Regions from separate parts of the Homo sapiens genome. Here region 1 is linked to region 2. Evidence: chromatin contacts called from ENCODE Hi-C data. All regions are on one chromosome and are shown on one strand. The core of a region is the stretch at or near the end of the contact, and the rest is flanking DNA. Distances in the headings are between cores, read along the strand shown.

Region 1 (5,641 bases), core at 2,387-4,886, 150 kb before region 2:
GGAAAAAGATGTATCCAATACAAAGTTGAAAAGAAGACAAAAATAAGAAAGAATATCCAATGCAAAACATAAAGTAGTGAGAAACATATGTCTCAATATAACAACAAAAAATCAGATTTGATTTTTAAAATCCACCAATATTTGACATAATAGAAGCAAACAAATAACACTGAAAGCTAAAGAACAAAAAATATTATATATTGGTAAAAAAATAGAGCTAAAGACATAAACACTTTAAACATCAATACATATACCAATATTTACAAGACCTGAGAGACTTATAGAAAAAGGCAGAAAAACAACAAATCTAATTTATGATACTCCTCCTTTAAAAGCTTATAGATTAAGAAGATAAAAATAAATAAGCAAAAATGTAGAATATATACATAACATAATTTATAAGCTTAAACTATTGTGTCTGTATAAATAGGCATATATGTAAAATTCTACAGGTCACAAATAAAAAAATGTTTCTGGACATTTATAAAAATTAGTCATGTAATAACCACAAAGCAACTTTCCAAAAAACTCCAGTAAGTCAGTAACATCACTCAGTTTTAAATAAAACAGTAGCTTAAACATTTTTAAATGACTCAAAAAATAATGTTATTAAATTACCATTGGAATCAAAGGAAATCAAAAGAAAAATTATAGCATATTTAATATGGACTAATAATTAAACACTATGTGTCCAAATATAAGTGAAAGTAGAAGTAAAGTTAAGCTGATACCTCTAAATGTATTTTATCGGGACTCAAAAACTCATCTTTTCAGAAAAAGAGCAGATATATCAATAAATGAAGCAAATAGTGGAATAAGAGAAATAACATCAAAAACAAAATTGAAAACAATGAAAATAAAATAATACAACAATATATTTAACACAGCAATTACATAGATAAACATTTTAATATATGTAGATAAAAATTGTTTAGGAAGACATTGAAGCTTGCTTAAACTAATAAAAGTATAAATGCATTGATATGCTAATCAAAACATTACTTTTCCCCAAAGCCTCAGAATCCCACGTTACTTTGAAACAATCCTAAAATTAGAGAAGAACTAAAAGGATAGAAAAAAAATCTGTTTTCTACCCTGAACCATCTGAGATAAAGTTGTCAGCTGGGAGCCCATCACCACCAAATACTTTAGTATCTTTTTCCTACAAGCAAGGGCATCCTCCTGCATAACCTCAATACTCATAATCCTCAAAGCCAGGAAGTCAGCACTGACGCATTACTGTATCTGACCCTCAGGTCCAATTTCTCCAATTGTTTCAATGTTTATCATAGTAAAGGAGCCAGCTCAGGATCACAGGTTGCTTTTAGTTAATCATTTCTCTTTAGGCTTCTTTGGTCTGGACAAGTTCCTCATACTTTCCTTGATTTTCTTGATTTTGATAATTTGAAGTTGACTGCGGCATGACAGTTCTCTGGGATTTCTTTGGCTACTGCATATCTTGCAAGGAAAGACACTGACTACTTTTGTTCCAGATTATCATTTTAAAGATGATTGTTTAGCAAATAGTTTTGGAAGATAAATAGGGTTTCTTGCTCTGGACGTACTTACTGCCCATTGTACTCCAATTCCTTTTGCATCAACCTAATAAAAGATTCAGGTTCCCTGAGTTCATGGTTCCTCTATGGTAATGCAACCTGCTGCATGTGCAGGTGTTACTGGTCCTCTTTGTGCTGCCTTATGGGAAATGATCTTAGGAAACCAACGCAAAAGCTGGTTCTCTTGCTCCTGTGACTGCTGTGTGTGATGAAGTCTTTGTCTCTGACCTAGGAGTCTTACGTCTTCTGCCGGCATCCATCACAATGTAGCAAGCTAACATTTTAGCTTGTAAGCAGAGTAAAATCTCAGACCCTCACAGTTCTTAGAACTCAGAGGCCAATTATTTAGTTTTGACAGGTATTTTCTCATGATAAGATTTAGGAAATCCCTTAATTTGGTTACATATCATAAAACTGTCATATTAGACATTATGCAAAACTTCTGACATATTCCTTTATGACTAGAAACTAGACAAAAATGTTCACAATCACTTCTGCTATGCTGGAAAGAAAGAATTACAATAGTTATTCTTTGCAGATGATATGGTCATCCACATAGAAAAGCCAAAGAATCAAACAATTATTAATGTTAGAATAAACACAATAGTTTATCAAGGTCACTTTACAACGACCGATTTACAAAAACTAATAATATTTATCTTCACTAACAGTAAAAAGTTAGAAAATAAAATAGTATATAAGATATTTGCATTCATGGTAAAAACTGTAACATTTTAAAGAATTGACTAAAGAAAGAAGTCAAAAGCCTCCCTAGGGAAAAACCCTTTATGTATTAAAGGAACTTACAGATTTGAATAGATGGAGAGACATTCAATGATTCATTAGTATTTTTAGTTTCTAAGTATTATTAAATGATGATTAGCCACATATTAGAAGGTCAATTCCATGTAGGCCTATCAAACTGTTAAGTGTTTTCTTTTTTAGGAAAAAATATAGTGTACATGAATATTTATTCTTTTTACTTATCTCTAGATTTTTTTTGTCTTTTCCTGTTTCAGTGTAGTGATCCAGGGTCACCACCATTGCCAACTCTCTTTCTAACAAATTAACAGCATCTAAAACACAACTGCCTGTGTGTCTGAGTTAGTACAGTGTGAAAAAAGTTTCTGTCAATATTAGTTTGTAAATCAGAGTTCTAATGGGATGTCCATCCACTTTACAATCAAGTTAACAAGAGAGTCAGAGAGATGAGGAAGAGGAAAACATGTTATGGTGACATCCTAGGGTGATGCCAGTGGTTATTTAGCTTGTAACTAAATATCACCTGTCCCACTATTTCACCCAGCTTCTCCTCATCAGAGGGTGCAGGAGTGGGCACCAGAGGCATACGTGTGTAGTTGACCATTCCACGTTGCCACTTCTCCCTGCTGGTGTCCTCCTGCTGCTGTCAACGGTGGAGGGAGAGCTAGCCTAATGAATTATGACGGGAACATCACTGTGGTTTAGAATTCCATATAGGAAACAATGTCATGATTTTGGGGGATAGAATTAAAAATTAATATTTTAAACATATTAAACCCATATATTTGATATTTAATATTTTTATTATTAATTTTAAAATACATAAAGCTTCTGACAAATTATTTTTATTTATTTTGATATTCATGGAGAGAAAAATATGTGGTAAAGTACTACTCTACACTGAAATACTTTATTTAAAGTTATTGAATGCTTTTAAGCAAGGTAGTTTAGAGAATTTTGAACTATCTATACAGTGGTTTTTTAAGATTCCTAGAGAAAAATTATGCTAAATAACAGGCTTTTTGAGCACTGATAATGATACTAAGTTACTTATTCAAACGTGTCTTTCTGCCAAGACCAAGTTCCTTGAGAGCAGATTCTTAAATGCAGCATCTTGGTTACCTTTGCTTACTTATTTTTTAATTTCCTTATGTTTATCTTTGTTTACTTACACCTAATCGGTGCTCAATAGACTTTGCTGAAACAAAATGACGCCTTGTGGTTGACCAGTGTCTCATTACCAGGCAGCTTGCCCTGGAGAAAAATAGAGCAGTTGGTTTAAATCAAGACGCTCTGAGAATTAGCTAAGTGATTTACCTCTGCCAAGTAGGAACTATAAATACTGTCAGACTAAAAGCACCCGTTGCCTACCTACTGTGTACTGAGCATCATTCAATTGGCACACCTACTCAATAATTGTGAACAGATGGAATTAGCGCATAGAAAAGAGCATGTGTTTTTCCCTCTCCATCCACACATACCAACCTAGAAAAATAGAATTCTCCATCATGGTATTTTTTTTTCTAACAAGGACATCGTCAAATGTATTAGTCAAACTTGGAGTCCCTCCAAAACTAAAGCTTACTTCTAAATTTAGAACTAATGAGCTCTCTGTGTGTACCAAAGTAGAAAGCACATATTTTCTCTGTTAGCATTGAGGCCTTTTATTCAACATAACTCTACTGCGAAAGAGAATATAAATGTTTCTTCTTTAGTGTTACTGGCTTGCAAAACTCAGTCACTGGGAAAAACATGAACACTAGGGAAGAATGATAGGTTTGTAGAGAACATTCATTTCAGAGAATGGTAGAATCCTCCATTTAACAGGTCTTTAAAGATCCTCCAGCCCAGCGCTTCTTAACAGCTAGAATTCCTTTTAAAATGACACCTTGGGTGATCTCCAGTGCTCTACCTACCTCCAGCGTCAAGGCAGCTCCATCCACATCTGAGTTGCTTCAGTGGAGGGTCCCCCTGGCACAAAACCAAACTCATTTTTGCTATTGCCTCCCTCAGTGACTTCTGAGTTTACTTTTTGGGACACACAGATTGAGGACTCTTTCCTATGACACTTTCCTCGTGCTTGATGACAAACAACTACCGCATGTTCCCCTCTCCAGGTTTCTCTTCTCCATGCCAAAAACTTGCATGTCTTAACCCTTCCTCAGTGCCTCAATTTCCAATTGCTTCATCCTTCTGGCCACATTCTTGCCATGTTCTCCATAATACAACTTATTAAAGATGGATATCATGACATTTAAAAGAAGTTAACTGTGGCAGAAATATAAAAAATGAATTCCTAGGGAAGGTACTCAGGTCCCAGCTACTTGTCACAGCAGAAATGAGTGATTTTTAAAATTACACTTGAGAGTAAGTCCAGGACGATTTTACTTACAGAATAAAAGGAAGTAATAATATTTGAGAACAGGGAGATGAAAGACCCAGGAACACCTTTGAGACCTACTTTGGGAGGTTAGTGGAAAATTATACTCTTAATTTTAAACCAGAATATAAAGAATAGGGTCAATTTACCTGTAGGAAGACAGACATACTTCATTGAATGTGTTCTGTTAAATTCTTATAAAATTCCCAGGTAGATGAGTCTATAGAATAGTTAACCTATCTATACCTTGGTTATATAGGAAAGCATCTCGTAGCCTGGTGTTCTCACCCAAGACAAGCCCCACAGCTGTGCTTAAGCAATTTAGGGTGCTGAAATGTAACTGAATTCTTCTTTTTCACAAATGTCTGCTCTTTTTTGCTGAATCGCAATCACAGACACCATCATCCAGTTAACCTTTCAAGTGATAAAATTGATACTTTTCCATGACTTCTCTTTTAAAAAAAATCTGTCAGTTGCCAGATTTCCTCAATCTCAAAAATGTCTATCAAATCGTACGCTTTGCCGCATTTGAACACCATTGCATTAGCTCCTCCAGCCACCAGTCTTTAGTGTCTTGTGTTGGTCCATGGTTTCCTACCTGTCCTCTTGATGAAGAGCTCTTCCCAGTGGGGATGGGGCCCAGCTTGGATAGTCCTGCAAGAGCACAGAGCTGAATGCTCAATAATTTTGTGAGCCGGTGAAACAAGTGCTAGCTTGAAACTGACCGTAAGAAGGGACAACACACTCTGGAGCCTACTTGAGGGTAGAGGGTGGGAGGAGGGAAAGGAGCAGAAAAAAAGTAACTAATGGGTCCTAGGCTTAGTACCTGATGAAATAATCTGTACATCAACTCCCTGTGACATGAGCTTACCTATATAACAAACCTACACATGTGTCCCTGAGCCTAAAATAAAAGTTAAAAAATGGCCAGGCGCCATGGCTC
Region 2 (5,991 bases), core at 914-3,413:
CCCAGCTACTTGGGAGGTTGAAGCAGGAGAATCGCTTGAACCCAGGAGGTGGAGGTTACAGTGAGCCGATATCTGGCCACTGCACTCCAGCCTGGGTGACAAGAGCAAAACTCCATCTCAAAAAATAATAATAATAACACCTATGAAAATTAAGAGTAAATATTCTTAAAGTTTATTTTATTCTTATACTGTTTGCATTTACATGTGAGCATCTGACTGTAACTTGAACATCAAAATTATGTTTGGAGAATTCACTTTACTAATGAACAGTTCTTAACAAATGACCATGTGAGACTCAACTCTGGCTCTAGCCTCCAGCTGCTTCTTAGCCAAATATTTTTGAGTCTGGAAAGATGACTGGAAATTACATCAAAACAACATTTTGCATGGATTATCTGATACGTCCTTATTTTTGGCCAGACCAAAAATACTGTCAAAAGAGACTGCTATTTCTTCTTTTCACCCTGACAGAAACATGAAAACTATGATCAAAGTTTTCACTGAAGGGTCCCATGTAATGTTCTGTGCTTTGTTTTTCAGCAAAAGACTGCTTTATAGTAGTTTGAATTTAGGTTAACATTTGAGATCTGGTTTTCTTTCTTGGCTGAGGTAGTTCAGCTCTCCTTTGTTTGTTTAAAAGGAAACATCAACTTTCCAATTTACTCTCTAAAATTGGTTTTTGTAGTTCCCTGCTGGACTGGAAAGGCACCATCTGTTTTAATAATACTGAAGTGAAAGGGGGAAAGTTTGTGAAATGGAAGTCAACTGGGAGTGCTCTTAGTCATCACAGCTCCACTTGGAGAAGAATCCACTGTTAAGTTCATGAATTTACGTTAAACCCTGGTCAACCCAGGTAGTGTAACAATCAACACAGACTTCCATGTTCTGGCAAGGGACAGTCAGTGAGAAAATTTTACATACTGGCAAACCAGCAGCAAAAATAATCAAAATATCAGGCAGGGAAGAAAAAAAAAAACGTAAACATGTACGAAGAAAACTTCAGCTGTGAAAGAAATACGATATTTAAGTTGACTAAAATCTTTCCTTTTTCCTTTAATTCATAAACTTCACCATTTTTGCCCCTCCCTCCCTCACTGCCTTCCTTCCTTCCTTCCTTTCTTTCTTCCTTCCTCCCTTCCTTCTTCCTTTCTTTCTTTTTTTGGACATTTACATATTATTAGATTTGTTCAGGTTTTGATCATTACTGGAAGATGAGAAATTCTTGCCTCCAAGCCCAAATAATGCTAACCCTTATTCTCTGGACATTTGACAGCAGAATTTCCTTATCCTGACACTGAAACAAAGATTCTATTTCTCAGCATTGAAAGGTCTGCCTACAACTCATCTGTTCATTGGTTGATGGATGGACTGATTTGTTCTTACCTGGAACTGATTATTTAGTAACTAAACTACACACATACAAACACACACACACAACAAATGCACATACATACAAACAAAAATTAAAAAACCACACACACTTAAACACATACAACACACATGCATACATAACACACACAAATATACACACACGTATCTGGGAGGTCCCAACCTTCCAGGGGGAAACTGTCTCATGCTGCTTAAAGCTTCCACAGGCCGCACCTGCTGTTCCAATTTGCCCCTCTCTCCAGTGGTTTGAAAGGTAAGCTGCAAATAAATGAGCACTATGTATAGCTGACCTTGCTTAGAGTGGCATTTTAATGCATTTGACTACACCTGCCTCTAATTTCAGTGTTGATATTTTAATGCAATCCAACAAATTTCTAGGAGTGAATTTGCAAAATTTAAGCAAGTATTGCAAGATGAGCTGGGAACAAGCAGGTGCTCTTCTGTAAAAATATACATGGGGCCGCTGCCGGCACTGATTTCCTTAGCATGTTATCAAATGCCCTGCTGTAGCAACAGTCTTTTTCTGTTTTCTTCTGATGCTTAACTGGAGGATGATTCAATCGTAGACCAAGAAACCGTGGTTGAATTACAACATTCAAAACAGCCCGTGTGTAATGGCTCAGAGCTCCTCTGGATGGATCTTGCATCTCTAAGCTAAATGCAAGTTCACAGATTCCTAAAAATACCCCCTGATGTGAGTCATCCTGTTCCAAAGAGCTCTGAAGAATGTTTTCCACAGAAGTGGCGAGGCACAGCCCCAGGGTGTGGAGCTCTCGTCTGAGTTATGTAGGCAACTTGCGTCAGCCACATACTATGTTATAGTCTCCATATTCCCTGGCGCTGAGCGTGGATAGCTGGAATGATCTGTTGAAATACAAACCTCTGCAGCAGCTTCAACTCTGCCTCCCATGCAACTTCCCCAAACAAAATGGATCTGTGTCAAAGGAGAGGTGCGCAGGTCACTCAAGGTGTGCTTTCTATCAAAGGGTTTTTTTCAAGAAAGAAACCCAAAGCCAGAAATAAACATGGTAGCCTTGGGCTTTAAGGAAAAAACAAAACAGACAAACAAACAGACAAAAAAAAAACCTGTCTTTCTTAAAGCTTCCCCATTTTCAGACTCTCACACTGAAAGTTGAGAGATAGTTTTGCCTCCTCCGTGAGGTGGGTGGAGGGTGCTGTGAGAGAGGGAATCTCAAGCTGGCCCAGATCAGCTGTGGAATAGATGCACTGAGAAGATGCTGAGGTTTCCACATAGATGCCCCCTTCTGTCACAAGTGCAGACTCTGAAGACGCAGTTGGCCTGGGCCCCATTGCTCTGCTGTCTCCAGGAGTCATTAGTGGCACTTTATCAGAGGATCCTGGATGAAAGGAGAAATCAAATCATTTTCTAAGAGTGGGACTTCAGGCATGTGAGCCTGTGTTTTAAGAGAGAATAACTCTTTTAATGCTCCGGAAACTGCACAGCTGGAAGACTGCGGCTCAATGTACACATGTGGATAGCACAGTTGCCTTGGGTCTTTCTTCAAAATAATAGGATATAAATTATACACGAGGAAAACAAGAGAGGGTTGGTGCTGATTATCAGCTTGGACAATCAATCATACACTTTAAATTTGAAAATAAAATATTTAGGGGCACATGGCTTCATTGACTCTAATAAAAGTGTTTTATCCTCTGATTCTCACAGAAAATCTCTAGAATCTTGCTCTTTTAAGAATTCATTATTCCCTTGTTTCCAAATAGGAGCTTACCAACTATACAATAATTTTTTAAAAACAATTTAAAAGTCATATGTAATTTAGAAATTTGTCAGATTACTACCTCGTAGTCTAAGCAGCAGTTACAAGGTTATCTAGAGACTGTTTCAGAATCTTTAGTTTTTGAGCCCTATTAAAAGAAACATATTCCTTACTTTATAAAGACATAAATGGTCAAGCAATTTTAAAAAGCAACCAACTAATACTTTATTAAAATTCATACAAAAATTTACCATCTTAACCATTTAATTTGAACAACTCAGAGCCATGTAGTACAAGCACAGTGCCGCACCAATGTCATCACTCTCTGGTTCCTGAATGTTTTCATCCCTCCGGAAGGAAACCCCACACACATTAAGCTGTCACTCCCCATTCTCTCCTCTCTGCAGACTCTAGCAACTCTCAATTTGCTTTCTGTCTGTGTGGATTTGCCTATTCCCGCGATTTTATCTAAATGGAGTCAGATGGTGTGTGGCTTTGTTTACTTAGCATGACGTTTTCCAAGTTCATCCATGTGGGAGCGCATGTTAGTGTTTTTCTCCTTTTTATGCCTAAATCATATTCCATTGTATGGGTGGACCATGTTGGGTTTATCCATTCAATCGTGGATGGGTATTTGGTTTATTTCTACCTTTTGGCTATTATGAATAATGTCGCTATGATTATTCATACACAAGCTTTTGTTTGAACACCTGTTTTCAGTTTTGGGGGGTATATACCTTGGGGTGGAATTGCTTCGTCATAGGGTAATTCTACCTTTAGCTTTCTGAGAAACCAACAACCGTTTTTTCACAGTGGATACAGTGGTTTCACCATAGTCCTTTCCCACCAGCAATGTGTGAGGGTTCCAGTTTTTCCTCATTTCCAGCAATACTTGTTATGTTCATTAAAAAAAAAATAGTTACTATAGCCACCCTAGTGGGTACGGGGTGGAATCGCATTGCGGTAACTCATTATTAAAATGCAATCTGAAGCAGCACCGGAATTACTGTGCACAGAGTGAGGTAAACTAGCAGGCTCATTCTATTTTCTATTTTTCTTTTTGTCCCATAAGAATATTTAGGCCTATTCTAACAAAATGGCCCAACTCTCCACTTTTTGCAGAGGCAGATGACATTTAATCTATAGCCATGTGTGTCTGATTGAATACACCATCTCCCACTACTCTTGTAATGGCAGATTTCTTGGAAGGAGTGGTTATTTACATTCTGGTCCTCCCCATTCCCACCCCTGGCTATTTCTTGACTAACGCTGATGTTCTACTTTATCTACACCAGAGAGACATTTCCTGCAAAGGTCCTCATGCTACCTTGGTCCCTCCATCTAGTCTCCTATGTTGAGTCCTTCTGCTCCTTGGCCTGCACCAGGCTGACCCTGCTGGCCTGCAGTTCTCAGAACATGCACTTCTCTTAGCATTCATGGCCTGCTACTCTTCTGATTCTTGGGGGTTTTCTTCTTCTGATCCTTATGTGCCCATCCTGACCACTTATCAGCTGTCCCTGCTACCCAGTGACATCTTTCCTTCTCCTTCCCTAAGTGCAGGGATGATTGTTCTCCTTAATGCACACTCTCCTTAAAGAATCTTGTATGCTTTTTTTGCTTTGTTGTTTTGGAGGTGTGTGTGTGTATATGTGTTTGTATGAGTGTGCACCCGTGTGTGTGCATGTGTGTACATGAGCATGAGTATGTGCATGTGTGTGCATGTTTATGTGTGTACATGCATGTGGGTGTGGTGCATGTATGTATGTGTGTTTATGTGGTGCATGTATGTGTGTATATGAGCATGATGAGTGCGTACATATATGTATGTGTGTGCACGAGCATGTTTATGTGTACATGCATGTGTGTGGGTGTGGCGTATGTATGTATGAGTGTGTATATGTGTGTGAGTATGTGTGTATGGGGTGTGTGTGATTAGTAATTCATCTACTTATCAATATTGAGAAATTAGTGTCATCTTTTAGGCCTTCGTTTCCATCCCCAAATCTAATCAGTTTTCAAATTTTCTGATTCTGTTGCCTTTCAGATTCCAATTCTGCCTTTTCTGATTCTAAATGCTTCTCAGATCCTAGGAAGTAGGAGAGAATCAAGTGATGGGGTGAAAAGAGTCAAGACATATTGAAAAAGATGTTAGGAAACAACAGGTAACTTTTGTTACTCCCAGCATGGCCAGTGATCAGCACTTCTGTTCAGTGTGGTTGCACGTTTGTAAAAATCACTGAAAATGTCTTTCTAGAATAAGAAAGTCAAGATTCCGTACAATATTCACAGTAAACATGATCTGTTTTACAAAACTATGGCTCACTCATTCCAGACATTATTCATTCTTAGAGATTTATTTGCCTCCTAGATTTGTCTAAATGACAGAGAAATGTTGACTTGAAATCGTGAGATCATCAGGTCCAGGATAAGTTCTGAAAAGTGGGGCAGTTTCCACTACCTCATGCAGCAGCCTATTTCTCCTTCTACAAAATGAGAGAGATTAGAATAAAAGATCTCTAAGATATCAAAAAAGTGTAGTTCTTGGACGCAACCAAAAGAATCAAAATCCCATTGCCCTAAGCAGAAAAGGAATTTGTTGAATGAATATTAACAGTTTACAGAAATGATAAGAAGTGTTGGAAATGAGGCTGGGGAAGAATGAGGACCCAGAGGAGGCTGGGCTTTGGGGAACGTGGCAGAGGCCACCAGAGGCCTGCCTGCCAGGCCAGAGGTTTTCTGCCTCAGCAACCGATCCCACCCCTCTGCCCCCACCACCAGTGCTGCTGGACTGTAACCTGCATCACCTTCCCAAGCAACCGTCTACTGTCTCTGGGGCACGTGACACTTCTTCAAAATTAAATTA

Evidence for each region. Hi-C counts contacts between places; a loop is a spot of excess contacts on that map. Pooled maps may share reads with other maps.
Region 1: a loop to region 2 is called in a map of IMR-90, with 8 times the contacts of the local background. The contact joins two enhancer-like sites. A Hi-C loop is called at or near these places in 5 of 168 maps with a recorded cell type or tissue (IMR-90, aorta, ascending aorta and 2 more) and 7 of 50 pooled maps.

Annotation. Positions count from the first base shown.
Region 1 is chr10:4,497,131-4,502,771 of GRCh38, reverse strand. No RefSeq gene overlaps it. Among named protein-coding and RNA genes, the nearest start is that of LINC00703, 120 kb to the right of the region's middle. Within about 2 kb of position 3,636, at least 3 of the 41 ENCODE cell types and tissues checked have a DNase peak (open chromatin) inside an H3K27ac peak, as active enhancers do; they include ascending aorta, where a contact is called at or near this core.
Region 2 is chr10:4,340,808-4,346,798 of GRCh38, reverse strand. No RefSeq gene overlaps it. Among named protein-coding and RNA genes, the nearest start is that of LINC00703, 40 kb to the left of the region's middle. RefSeq lists an enhancer at 1,521-2,720. Within about 2 kb of position 2,163, at least 20 of the 41 ENCODE cell types and tissues checked have a DNase peak (open chromatin) inside an H3K27ac peak, as active enhancers do; they include ascending aorta, where a contact is called at or near this core.